2 separate regions of the Homo sapiens genome follow, and region 2 is linked to region 1. The links are chromatin contacts, found by Hi-C or POLR2A ChIA-PET in ENCODE. All regions are on one chromosome and are shown on one strand. Each heading gives the region's core, a stretch centred on a gene start or an enhancer-like site at or near the end of the contact. The rest is flanking DNA. Distances are from core to core; before and after follow the strand shown.

Evidence for each region. A loop is a pair of places that touch in the nucleus more often than their neighbours do. ChIA-PET counts read pairs that join two places held with the same protein, here RNA polymerase II (POLR2A). Pooled maps may share reads with other maps.
Region 2: a map of ovary shows a loop between it and region 1 (6-fold over the local background). The contact joins the promoter of TMEM267 here to the promoter of SELENOP in region 1. A Hi-C loop is called at or near these places in 1 of 168 maps with a recorded cell type or tissue (ovary) and 6 of 50 pooled maps. POLR2A ChIA-PET finds 5 or more read pairs at or near these places in 2 of 52 experiments (HEK293 and HEK293T).

Annotation. Positions count from the first base shown.
Region 1 is chr5:42,808,224-42,814,180 of GRCh38, forward strand. It overlaps SELENOP (selenoprotein P), which reads right to left and starts at 3,669. Exons shown (of 5, transcript NM_005410.4): 1 at 3,613-3,669; 2 at 1-143. The coding sequence starts at 130. RefSeq lists an enhancer at 3,828-4,393.
Region 2 is chr5:43,480,605-43,486,561 of GRCh38, forward strand. TMEM267 (transmembrane protein 267) reads right to left here and starts at 3,261. Exons shown (of 3, transcript NM_022483.5): 1 at 3,218-3,261. C5orf34-AS1 (C5orf34 antisense RNA 1) reads left to right here and starts at 3,315. Exons shown (of 3, transcript XR_007058763.1): 1 at 3,315-3,397. RefSeq lists a silencer at 3,116-3,346 and enhancers at 3,292-4,135, 3,401-3,590.

The DNA.
Region 1 (5,957 bases), core at 2,419-4,918:
TTAGCATTGGATCTTGATCTCTTATGCTCCAGGCTGGGGGTTGCTTACATAAGGAGCTTTGGTCCTGGCTCTCTGTTCCTCCCGATGGGAGGAGACAGAGAGCCAGGGCAAGCCCCAGGCTTCTCCACATTGCTGGGGTTGTCCTGTAAAAGAGAAAACCTGTCACTCTTCTTCATAGTTAACTTCACAGTCCTAACTATGAATTTCTATAAATCCTGCAGACATAATTCCACTTCCTAAAAATACCTAGCCCATGAATTCTGTCTCCAGAAAGTTATGTTCAGACTGTGGCTTATAAAAATAAGTCTGTGACTTATGTAACATTCTGCAAACACAACCTAACTTTTGTTTGAGACACACCAAGTTCTGACTGTTCTTTCTATCCTCCAAGAAGAAAGGGATAGGCCGGGTGTGGTGGCTCACGCCTGTAATCCCAGCACTTTGGGAGGCCGAGGCTGGCAGATCACGATGTCAGGAGATCGAGACCATCCTGGCTAACACGGTGAAACCCCTTCTCTACTAAAATTATACAAAAAAAAAAAAAAAATTAGCCAGGCTTGGTGGCAGACACCTGTAGTCCCAGCTACTCAGGAGGCTGAGGCAGGAGAATGGTGTGAACCCGGGCGGTGGAGCTTGCAGTGAGCTGAGATCGCGCCCCTGCACTCCAGCCTGGGCGACAGAACGAGACTCTGTCTCAAAAAAAAAAAAACAAAAGAAGAAGAAGAAAGGGATAAATAGAGCATTCTGCACAGAAATGAAAAGAGCCAGCAAAAAAAGAGAACCAAGGAAAAAAGATGATGGCAGAAAAGACAGTATACCAACATGAATGTGGCTCATGTCGGGCCCTTAGCTCTTCAAGTTCAAACATTCTATATTTATCTCTTGGGTATGGCTCCCTTTTGTTTCTCTTATTCCTTGAAGTCTGGCTGTATGTATCTAACCAAGTAGAAATATCACACATCTGCCCCCTCTACCATTTAAGACTCTTTGAAATCCACACTCAATTAGCCTATTTATTGGAAAGTTCCTATGACTAGAAAATTCCTATGACTAGACAGCACTTTCTTTGGTAAAAAGATGCTTCCTCTGAGCAACGAAATTAAAATGCTTTTAAATACCTGACTAGAAATATCCTCAAAACTAGGGCTAGCTCTCTAAACAGAAATGTTCAAAAACAGGTGAACTGTAGACAGGTGATAAAGAAAAAGGAACACATTCAGCAGAGAGGAGCAAAGAAAAATCCTCACAAGTAATTCAGGCTCATTTTGATGTAAGAATCTGTGGGGAGAGATCAGGACAAAATTTGAAAACTGGGAAATCAATATATTTTCAAGCACTGATTTGAAATTTTTAAAAGCAGATGCATTTCTTTGGAGGTGGGGAGCTAATGGTAAATTACTTAGAGTGAGCCCAGAATTAAGAGAAGAATAGAAAAGTTAAAATCAGATTGATCTGGGCTTTAATGCACTGGTAGATATAGATAGAATTTTTAACCCTGATTGTCTTTCACATTATTTAACACATCAAAACTCTTACCTATATATGATATCTTGATAAGAACTTAACTAGAGAGAGTGAGGTGAGAGAGGTAGAGAGAGAGGACAAATTAACTTACTTATTTAAGGCCACTCCAACTACTTATTTTAATATTTAAAATATTCTAATATTTTAAGAAGAAGAAGAAGATATATTTGGACTGTTTCTAGAAAATTCCTCTAGAATGGTATTTACAATGATAATACAATTATCCTTATTATAGCTAATGTTTATTTAACTTTTATACAAATATATTCAGGTGGCACTAAGCACTTTTATATATCATGTCAGTTAATCCTTAAAACAATTATGTGACCATTATCCCCTTTTGCAGTTGAGAAAAACCATGGCTAAGAGTTTAGGTAACTTGTCTATGATCACACAGAGAGAAAGTCAGTCACAAAAGAGACTGGATTAAAACTAGTTCTGTCAAATCCTAAGCTACATCTTAGCTACTGCAATATATTGAGAGTTTTTAGATAGATCACCTTGTAATAACTATAGCCGCCAACTATTTTTGTTTATGCACTAAGATGCCAAAGAAAACATAAAAATAATTCAAGCTGTTTTATTTCTTAATAGAAAGGCTAGGTTTTCTCTGTTTCCTAGACCACAAATTCAGTAGTTACAGAACCTTGGCAAAAAATCAGCACTTGGTTTTTTCACTTTGCCACAGAGCACATATTTATTTATCTATTTATTTATTTATTTATTTTTTGAGACGGAGTCTTGCTCTGTTACCCAGGCTGGAGTGCAATGGCGCAATCTCAGCTCACTGCAAACTTCGCCTCCCGGGTTCAAGCAATTCTCCTACCTCACCCTCCCAAGTAGCTGGGATTACAGGCTCTCGCCACCACGTCCTGCTAATTTTTTTATTTTTAGTAGAGACGGGGTTTCACCATGTTGGCCAGGCTGGTCTTACACTCCTCACCTCGTGATCCGCCTGCCTTGGCCTCCCAAAGTGCTGGGATTACAAGCGTGAGCCACCGCGTCCAGCCCAGAGCACATATTGCAAGTAGCTGAATGGTGAATACAAATGAAAAGACTGTTTCACTCATTTCCCTCATTTAGGTTTATGATGAAAAAATAACCCATTGGCAGAGAGTTGTAGCTTAAGAGTTCACACTTTCGGATTTCTTCTGTCATTATAATCAACAGGCTGCTCAATTTTGTTTTCTTAAAATTATTTCTTACACCGTAAACCTTTGATAATTATAGTTGTCAGACAGCTATATAAAAATAATGAAGATAAATAACAAAATTGGGTTTCCTGGAAGCTGATCCAATAAGAATTGAAAAGTAGTTGTAAATTTCACTATGTCACCACTTTTCAATTGCGAAACTTAAATTTCATGGCCACATTCAGACCTACATTTATTTAAAATTACTCATTAAAAAGCAGGATATGTACAAACTTTCTCTGTCCTCCACCTCTGAACTTTAGGCCAGCATCTGAAAGCCCCTAATTCACCTGAATGCTCTCATTCACCATTTAAAATACAAAAGTTTGCATTTAATCACAGACCACCTAATTGTTGACATGGGTTTTAGCTTCTTTAAGGGTGACCACTTCTGCACTGTGGACTGAACCTACTGTACCCCATTCCACCACTTTTTCTTCTGAAACTGCTCACAATATCCCTGGACATTTCTACAACACTAGAATGAGCATATTTCAGTGTCTGCTCTTCAAATCCAAATGGCTGGGTTTTTTCCCTGTTTGTTCTTACTCTGCCCTTCAGTGGAAAATATTTAAATTTGAACATATAATACTGCCTATGTAACATCACAACAGATTATAGAATAAAAGGTTTGGATTTCTCCAGCTTCCTCTGCTCTCAGCTGTGCAGAAGACAGGGCAGAAATCAAGAACTGACAAATGTGCGCACTGGGAACTTCACCTACCACACCTAAGTTCAGACTCTTCTTATTCTTTTTCTCTTTTATTATTTTTATTTCCTCTATCCACCAGTTTTCTGAATCTATTCTATGGAAAAAAACAATTTATCAGACTCAAAAAATATTTACCAAACTTTAAAAGAATAAAGTATCAGAAAACACGAAGTTCCTACTTACACAACCACTTCCAACGGGCCTGCTTCCTTTCTCTTTGCTTTACTCTGGCAGCTCCACAAAGCCACAGCAGCACACTCTGATATTTATAGTCCTGTTGTTTACCTCACCCCTCAGGTATAGTCCAAAGTTCAATGTTCATTCTTGCAGTGACCTTGCAAGCAGAGCAAACCCCTGAGCTGATTGTTATCAACTTAAAAGAAAGTAGCAAGTGCTGCCATGCATAATATGGGGAAAACATTTTGACAATTACTAATTTATTCCCTATCCTTTTCAGTCACCCTAGAATCTAGGATTTAATGGTACAGTCGGGGGCGGGAGGAAGGGCTAAGGGTAAACAAGGCCTCCAAGTTGCCTTCTTTCCCAAACTATAACAGGGAAAAACATTTGCTGAGCCAGCGAATTATGCTGCTGCTTTAAAAAAAAAAAAAAAAGAGAGAGAGAAGCTTTTTTTTCCTTTTGTTTTGCTTCTTGCAGTGATGAGGTGCTAGCTTAGCCCACACAGTGTGACCTTTGTTAGAAAAGTCACCTGCTGTTACAAGTTACTCTGGTCTCCTGTTGTTACAGACTTACACGTCGATTGTGTTCTATGTTTATAACTTGAATTCATATGGGATTTCACAGGACCACTGCTCTTTTCTTGTTAATTTAAGGAAATAGAAAAATAGACTTCCTATCTGAGGGAAATCAGACCTCATTTTTATTGTCACTGAAGTCGTACTTCCTGGAAGACCTATGCATCCCCAGAATTTTTTGAGGATCGAATATAAAATCTTTACAAATGTGAATACCATAAAAATAAAAATTAAAGGTAGTAGTTGGACATGGAAAGAGTGTGGAAATTTCAAGATGTACAAATGAAATAGCTAATTCCTACTATTTCAGAAGAGGGTATTTTCTTTCTGGTAACGCTTGTAAGTTGGCATGCTCACTGTAGGTGAGGTAAGGAGCAATGTCAAATGATGTCATTCCTAGATAGCAATGGTTTTCGAGTAGGCCTTGCTTTTTTCATCAATTAATTTTTTTCCAAATAATCCCCCACTGATTGCTGTATGCTGAATACTGTTGTACAAGGTGCAGGAACTACAAAGAGACTCAGATGTTATCCTTCCTTTCAAGAAACTTCCTATCAAATTAGGAGGTTACCATTTGAAATCCAAGTTCTCTTTACTTGCCCTGAGCAGTTGTTACTTGCCTTTTGGGGTCCCATATCTCTTTGAGAATCCAGTTAAAATGCACATATACATAATCATTTTTTTAAAGAGTGTCATTAAAAAAATCTTTGTACAAAGCAGATATTCCTCCCTGTAGTTCATTTCCTTGACCAATTTAAGTAGTCATATTGAGGAAAGAGAGAGACCCTCTCATATTGTTTTATACTCAGTACCTGTTTTAAGGAAAAAAAAAAACAAGGATGTGAAATCAAAGACAGGCAGCCCGGTGCCAGGCCCAAACCAGGCCTGGGCCTGCCTGGCCTAAACCCAGTAGTTAAAAATCAATTCATAACTTCGAAACCGATGTTATTCATAGATTCCAGACATTGTACAGAAGAACACTGTGAAACTCCCTGCCCTGTTCTGTTTCTCTCTGACCACCGGTGCACGCAGCCCTTGTCATGTACCCCTTGCTTGCTCCAATCAATCACAACCCTTACATGTGAAATCTTTAGTATTGTGAGCCTTTAAAAGGGACAGAAATTGTGCACTCGGGGAGCTCGGATTTTAAGGCAGTGGCTTGCCCACGCTCCCAGCTGAATAAAGCCCTTCTTTCTACAACTCAGTGTCTGAAAGGTTTTGTCTGCAGCTCGTCCTGCTACATTTCTTGGTTCCCTGACCAGGAAACGAGGTAACTGATAGACATAGACGGCAGAGCTAACCCGTTAGGCGGCTTAGGCCTGTCCTGTGGAGCGTCCCTGCAGGGGACTCCAGTCAGCCTGAGTGACGCGATCCAAAGAACGCTCCCGGGTAGGAAATTGCCCCGGTGGAATGCCTTGCCAGAGCAGCGCATAGCAGGCCCCTGCAGAGGATTAACACGGTGGCTGAACACCGGAAAGAACTGGCACTTGGAGTCGCGACATCTGAAACTTGGTAAGACTAGTCTTTGGAACTTGCCCCACTCCATCTGAGTGGAAGTGTGGCCTGATCACCCACGGCGTGCCTGTATTGGCACTTTTGTTCTGGTTTTGACTTGGCTTGACTTGGTAAGACTAGTCTTTGGAACTTGCCCCACTCCATCTGAGTGGAAGTGTGGCCTGATCACCCACAGCGTGCCTGCATTGGCACTTTTGTTCTGGTTTTGACTTGGCTTGACTTGGTAAGACTAGTCTTTGGAACTTGCCCCACTCCATC
Region 2 (5,957 bases), core at 2,011-4,510, 670 kb after region 1:
GAGCCACTGAGCCTGACCCAATTACAAATTTATTTTCAACCCTCATTCCAGAAGGAAGACAAAAATAAAAAGCCAATATCCACTTAACTGCAAATTTCATGATGTCCTTATAAAGCCAGTGCATTATATTTTCTTTCACTCATGAAGCAATTTTTAATAATCACAATATATATTTAAATGTTAATAATCTTACTTTTTTTTTTTTTTTTTTTTTTTGAGACGGAGTCTTGCTCTGTCGACCAGGCTGGAGTGCAGTGGCGCGATCTCGGCTCACTGCAAGCTCTGCCTCCCGGGTTCATGCCACTCTCCTGCCTCTCAGCCTCCCGAGTAGCTGGGACTACAGGTGCCCGCCACCACGCTCAGCTAATTTTTTGTATTTTTACTAGAGACGGGGTTTCACCATGTTAGCCAGGATGGTCTCGATCTCCTGACTTCGTGATCCGCCCGCCTCGGCCTCCCAAAGTGCTAGGATTACAGGCGTGAGCCACTGCGCCCGGCTTACTTTTTTTTTTTTTTTTTTTTGACAAGGTATCTCTGTTGCCCAAGCTGAAGTGTAGTGGCACGATCATAGCTCACTGTAACCTTGAACTCATGGGCTCCTGCTTCAGCCTCCTGAGTAGCTAGGACTACAGAAATGCACAACTATACTTGGCTAGATTTTTGTTTTTAAAGTGTTTTGTAGAGATGGGGTCTCATTGTGTTGCCCGGGCTGGTCTTCAGCTCCTGGCCTCAAGTGATCCTTCCACTTTGGCCTCCCAAAGTGCTGGGACTACAGGCAGAAACTACCACACCGAACCTACTAACTCTACATTTTACATGATGAGTTCAGATTTTAAAAGGATTAGTTTGCTAATAAAGTGTCGTGAGCAAAGTGAAAAATCAAAAGATTACTTGAAGTATTTACATGATGATCCAAATTTAAAGCGACCTCAACAAGCAAAATTTACTGTTTACAAAAAACTGTATCACGGTTTACGAATAGGAACACATATATTATATATAATGGGTATAATGCGAATGCATTTTACCAATGGAAAGTACAAAACAGCTTGCTGATGAAAGAGGAAGGAAAAAGCTCACAGTGAACTTGGAAGCAGATCCTTCAGCCCCAGTCAACCCTTCAGATGTCCGCAGCCACTGCCGACATCCTGACTGCAACTTCATGAGACCCTGGGCCAGAACCGCCAGCTAAGTCTTGACCCCACAGAAAGAATAAAATTATTGTCTACTGTTTTTTGTTTGTTTGTGTTTTGTGTGAGATGGTTCCTCGCTCTGTCACCCAGGCTGGAGTGCAGTGGCATGATCTCGGCTCACTGCAAGCTCCCCCTCCCGGGTTCACGCCATTCTCCTGCCTCAGCCTCCCGAATAGCTGGGACTACAGGCGCCCGCCACCACGCCCGGCTAATTTCTTGTATTTTTAGCAGAGACGGGGTTTCACCCGTGTTAGCCAGGATGGTCTCGATCTCCTGATCTCGTGATCCGCCCGCCTCGGCCTCCCAAAGTGCTGGGATTACGGGCGTGAGCCACGGCGCCTGGCCCCTACTGTCTACTGTTTTAAGCCTCTAAGTTTTGGTGTAATTTATTACACAATAGATACGTAGAAGAGAACTATTTCTATTTTTAAGGAAGGTATAATTGCAGTTCCAGAACCCCACATTTCTGGCATCTATTCTACTCCAACTTTTGGTGCAGATATTTAACATCTGGCTCAGAGTCTGAGTATTAGAAAAAGAGAAATTTACTAAGTGTTCTTCCTGTATTACTTATTGTCTCTGAATAATACACCTAAGGGTACCCATTTTTCTTCTTAAACTTTTTATTTCCTTTTCCACTTCCTATTCCTCCCCCTACAAATAAAACGGACTCCCGAACCTCCTTTTACATATTCACTTTTGTTGATAAGGTTCCTTAAGAGTAGTGATCTCTTTTAAACTTGTCATGTTTAAAAATCCAGTGTGCTCAAGGTATTTAATAAATATTCCATTTTACTAATACAAGAGATAATCACATAATAAATCCGCAGCCTATGAACTAAAGATACTGTTTGGGATAGCTTCTCTGACATAACTGACATATTATAAATTCCTCCCTATGACTCGCAGAAGCCATTTTCTGCAATGGCCAAACTTTGTCACACCCCATCCCCCTTATAGCAAATACCACTAACTTTGGGGCCTTCAGAGTATACATAACAGTACTTTTCTCCTTCCTGAATTCCACAAACATATAATTAGCTGGTCACTTTAATTATACGCTATCATGTATTGTTTGCTAATAATCTCTTAGACATTATTTCTGTCAAAACAAATAAGAGCTGATACATTCTCTAAGTAAGTGTCATCTGTTTTAACTTTCCCTCTTCCCCACCAACCTTACACATTATATGCAAAAACCCAAGGTCAAAACACGGTCCAAATTCCAGAAACCGCCTTTATTATGCTTTACCAGTAAGTCTTCTTCACTGAACTGTAGTTGCTGTAAACTTAATATATTTAATTTCTTTAATGGAAAAATATCAAAAGCAGATGCCAAATCTGATGCAACTAACTGACAAAGGAAACACAAATCTTGCTTACTTTCACTGAAACTTTTTATAGCCATCAGATGTCTGCACTTAAAATGTTTAGTTCCTATGCCCATTACGAATAAAACAAAATTCTGTATTTCAACATGTTTCAAGCCTCAGAAGTTCCCAGACATCCTTTTCTGAGTCTGGTGTGATGCAATAATTTTTCAAATGTCATTTAAAAAAATGGGCCAGGCTGCAGGGAAAGGACCATGTCACACTCTCAGCATTCAAGCCTCAAAGGCTCCGGGGCACGAAAGGCTCTTACAACCGGTTAAGGACGGCAATGGGCTCCTTCGGCACGACTCCCGGAACCCCACCCTGGGCCAGAAAAAGGCCAGGGGCGCGGAGCGTAGGCGGAGGGCTGGGGTTCTAGGGATCTAGAAAAAGCGCGAAGCCGGAGGGCGGCGCCAGGGCTCCTCGCAGACCCCAGGGCCGCGGGACGGTGCCGGCTCGTGGGTCACACGCACCCAGGAGGCTCCTGGCTCCCGCGTGGCGGCTGTTCCAGCACGCCCTCCGACCCGCAACCGGACCCTCCAGACATCAGACTCAGTGGTCCCCCACCTCCGGTCTCCCACCTCAGGACGCAGTTCCGCGGCGTCCACCCGGCCCCCTCCCCTCAGTCCCACGCAGCGGCTCAGCCATACCCACCCCGGCTTCTCTGAGTTCAATCCAGCAGCAGCTCGAGCAGCGGCTCCGCCCCTCGGTCGGAGCCATAGAGACGTCGGCTGCCGGCCAGAGTGGCCTCAGACCGCAGCGTCGGCCGAGAGGACGCCGGGATACTGGCCAGCTCCAAGTCGAAAGGAAGCGACGCATGAGTTGTTTGGTGCGGTGGGTAGATACCTCGAGTTTCTCCTCGCCCACCGTAGGCCCCGACCCCTAAAAAGGAAACTTTTGGGACGTCAGAGTGAGAGGAGAAAAGTGTCTTTTTAGTTTAGTTTTGTCAAACCTGAGGATTCGTTTTTCAGTTTAGCCGGAGCTGTGCCGCAAACGTAGCTGCCGACATCCCCACGACGCACCCAAGTGGTGGCCCGGAAGCTGGGGATAGAAAAGTGGCCTCCCCGAATGCCAGGCACACAGGCCTTACTACCAGAAGCTTGAGCTGGGAGCCTCGGCCGTCGCATCTCTAAGGTGCAGCGATACGGCCAACTTCCTTCCGCGAAGCCCTCAGGGTGGGCAACGGAGCTTTTCACCAGACTGAGGGACCGGGCGACCTGGCCGACCGGCGGCTCCTCACCGCCCCCTTGGGGATTTCTTGATAATTCTTTGCCACGATGCGGGCGGATGTTGTGGAGCTACTGTTTGTAGATCGCAGTAGCGTGACAGCACTTAATCATGACTACTAAATCCTCAGAAGTCGAAAAAGCAAGTCCATACAGAATAGTTTGACCCTAATTAAATTGCGCTTACAAGATACAGTTTGTTTACTGGGACTTTGGCTAGGTCCCATCCCGTCTCTGCCTCAGAGTGGTGGTTGCTCTTAGCACCAAGGAAATACCAGCTTGACATTTGACTCTAGGAAGCACAGGCCCAAAAGAAGAGGCCCAAGGAGGGACATTCTTCTTTCCCTTTCCTACCTACAGTTTCTCAAACCAAGTGTCAGATGGAAAGCAAGGGGTGGTATCATCGTAATTATACAGTTGACCATAGAAAATAAATTTCAATCTCAAAGTAAACTCCTAGGCCACCCCCAGAATCTTAGAGTTTCTCAATCATAGAACTCATTTCTTGTCACAGTCTTGGTTCTTAGCCAATGTAAAACACCCAACTGACAGGGAAAATTAAACACCTTTTAACTCCCACACACCTTAAATGAGAATTTAAAGTATCTTTCAGCAAATGTATTTATAATTTTGAGTGCTTTTAGCCATGTTAAGGACAAATTTTCTCCTTCTGAATGCAGTAATAATTTGGCATTACCCTTTTGGCAGTGTGGTACAAAGTCTTATAATCTAGGCTTTATGGAGCTATTGAGGAACAACATAGATGGCTTCATGCAAACCCAAACAATGTAATAGTAGTTCTTTTCTCTGTAGTCGGTCTACTGCCTGTAGATGTTTATTCCTTTTTTTTTTTTTTTTTTTTTTGAGACAGGGTCTCCCTCTGTCACCCAGGCTGGAGTGCAGTGGTGCAATCATAGCTCACTGCAGCCTTGACCTCCTGGGCTCAAGGGATTCTCCGGCCTCAGCCTCTGGAGTAGCTGGGACCACAGGCACATGCCATCGTGCAGGTAATTAAGTTTTTTGTAGAGATGGGCATCTCGCTATGTTGCCCAGGCTGGTGTTAAAGTCCTGGGCTCAAGTGTTCCCCCCTCCTTGGCTTCTCAAAGTGTTGGGATTACAGGCGTGAGCCACTGTGCCCAGCTTACTGATTCATTTATACAAACAGAGTGCTCTCAGTGTGCTACAGAATGACTATGGAGCTCAAGTTCTAGTGGAGGGTGTGAGCCACAAGGAAACAAGCTAGACAGATTGTAATAAGTACTATAAAGGAAGTAAATAGGGTGATGTAATAGACTTGGGAGATGCTAACTTTAGTCAGGTAGTAAGGAAGGCCCTTTTGAGGAAATGGTACTTGTTTGAGAATTGAAATGTGAAGGAATCCAGTGTCAGAGGAACTAAAAAAAAAAAAAGGCATTGTGCCCCTTTAACTTAGTGACATTATCATTCCTGATCTACACTCTTCTCCCCATTTTTCTCGTTTTCTCTGTTACTGCTTCCCGTTTATTTGAAGAGCCAGGTCTTTTATAGAAATCAGAAAATTAGAACATTTCTGGTTGTGTTTGGTGTAATCTTGACGTCATTATAGATATTTGGTTTTGTTCTTTCTTAATAGACAAGCTTATAATAAATAGCACTTTTGGTGAGCTCATTTCTGTTAAACACTTTGCAGCATAAATCTTTTCCTGTGTTCAAAAGAAAGTATCTGGTTCATGAGACAGTTTAGATACAGTCTTTGCCAAAGTGCCTGATTTTTAGTTTACAATGTTGCTTGTCTCCGTTTTTGTTTTTGAGATGTAGTTCTTGTCTCATAGCTCTACTGAAAAATACTTGGAGTAAAGGGACCAAATAGCAAGTGAACAAATGCACAATTCTGCATATTAAAAAAAAAGAGGCTGGGTGCAGTGGCTCACACCTGTAATTCCAGCATTTTGGGAAACGGAGGCAGGAGGATAGCTTGAAGCCAGGAGTTCAAGACCAGCCTGGGCAAGATAGGGAGATTCCTGTCTCTACAAAAAAAATTTTTAAAAATTAGCCAGGCATGGTGGTACATGTCTGTGGTTCCAGCTACTCAGAAGGCTGAGGTGGGAAGATCCCTTGAGCCCACAAGTTCAAGGCTGCAGTGAGCTATGATTGCACCACTGCATTGCAGCCTGGGTGACAAAGCAAGA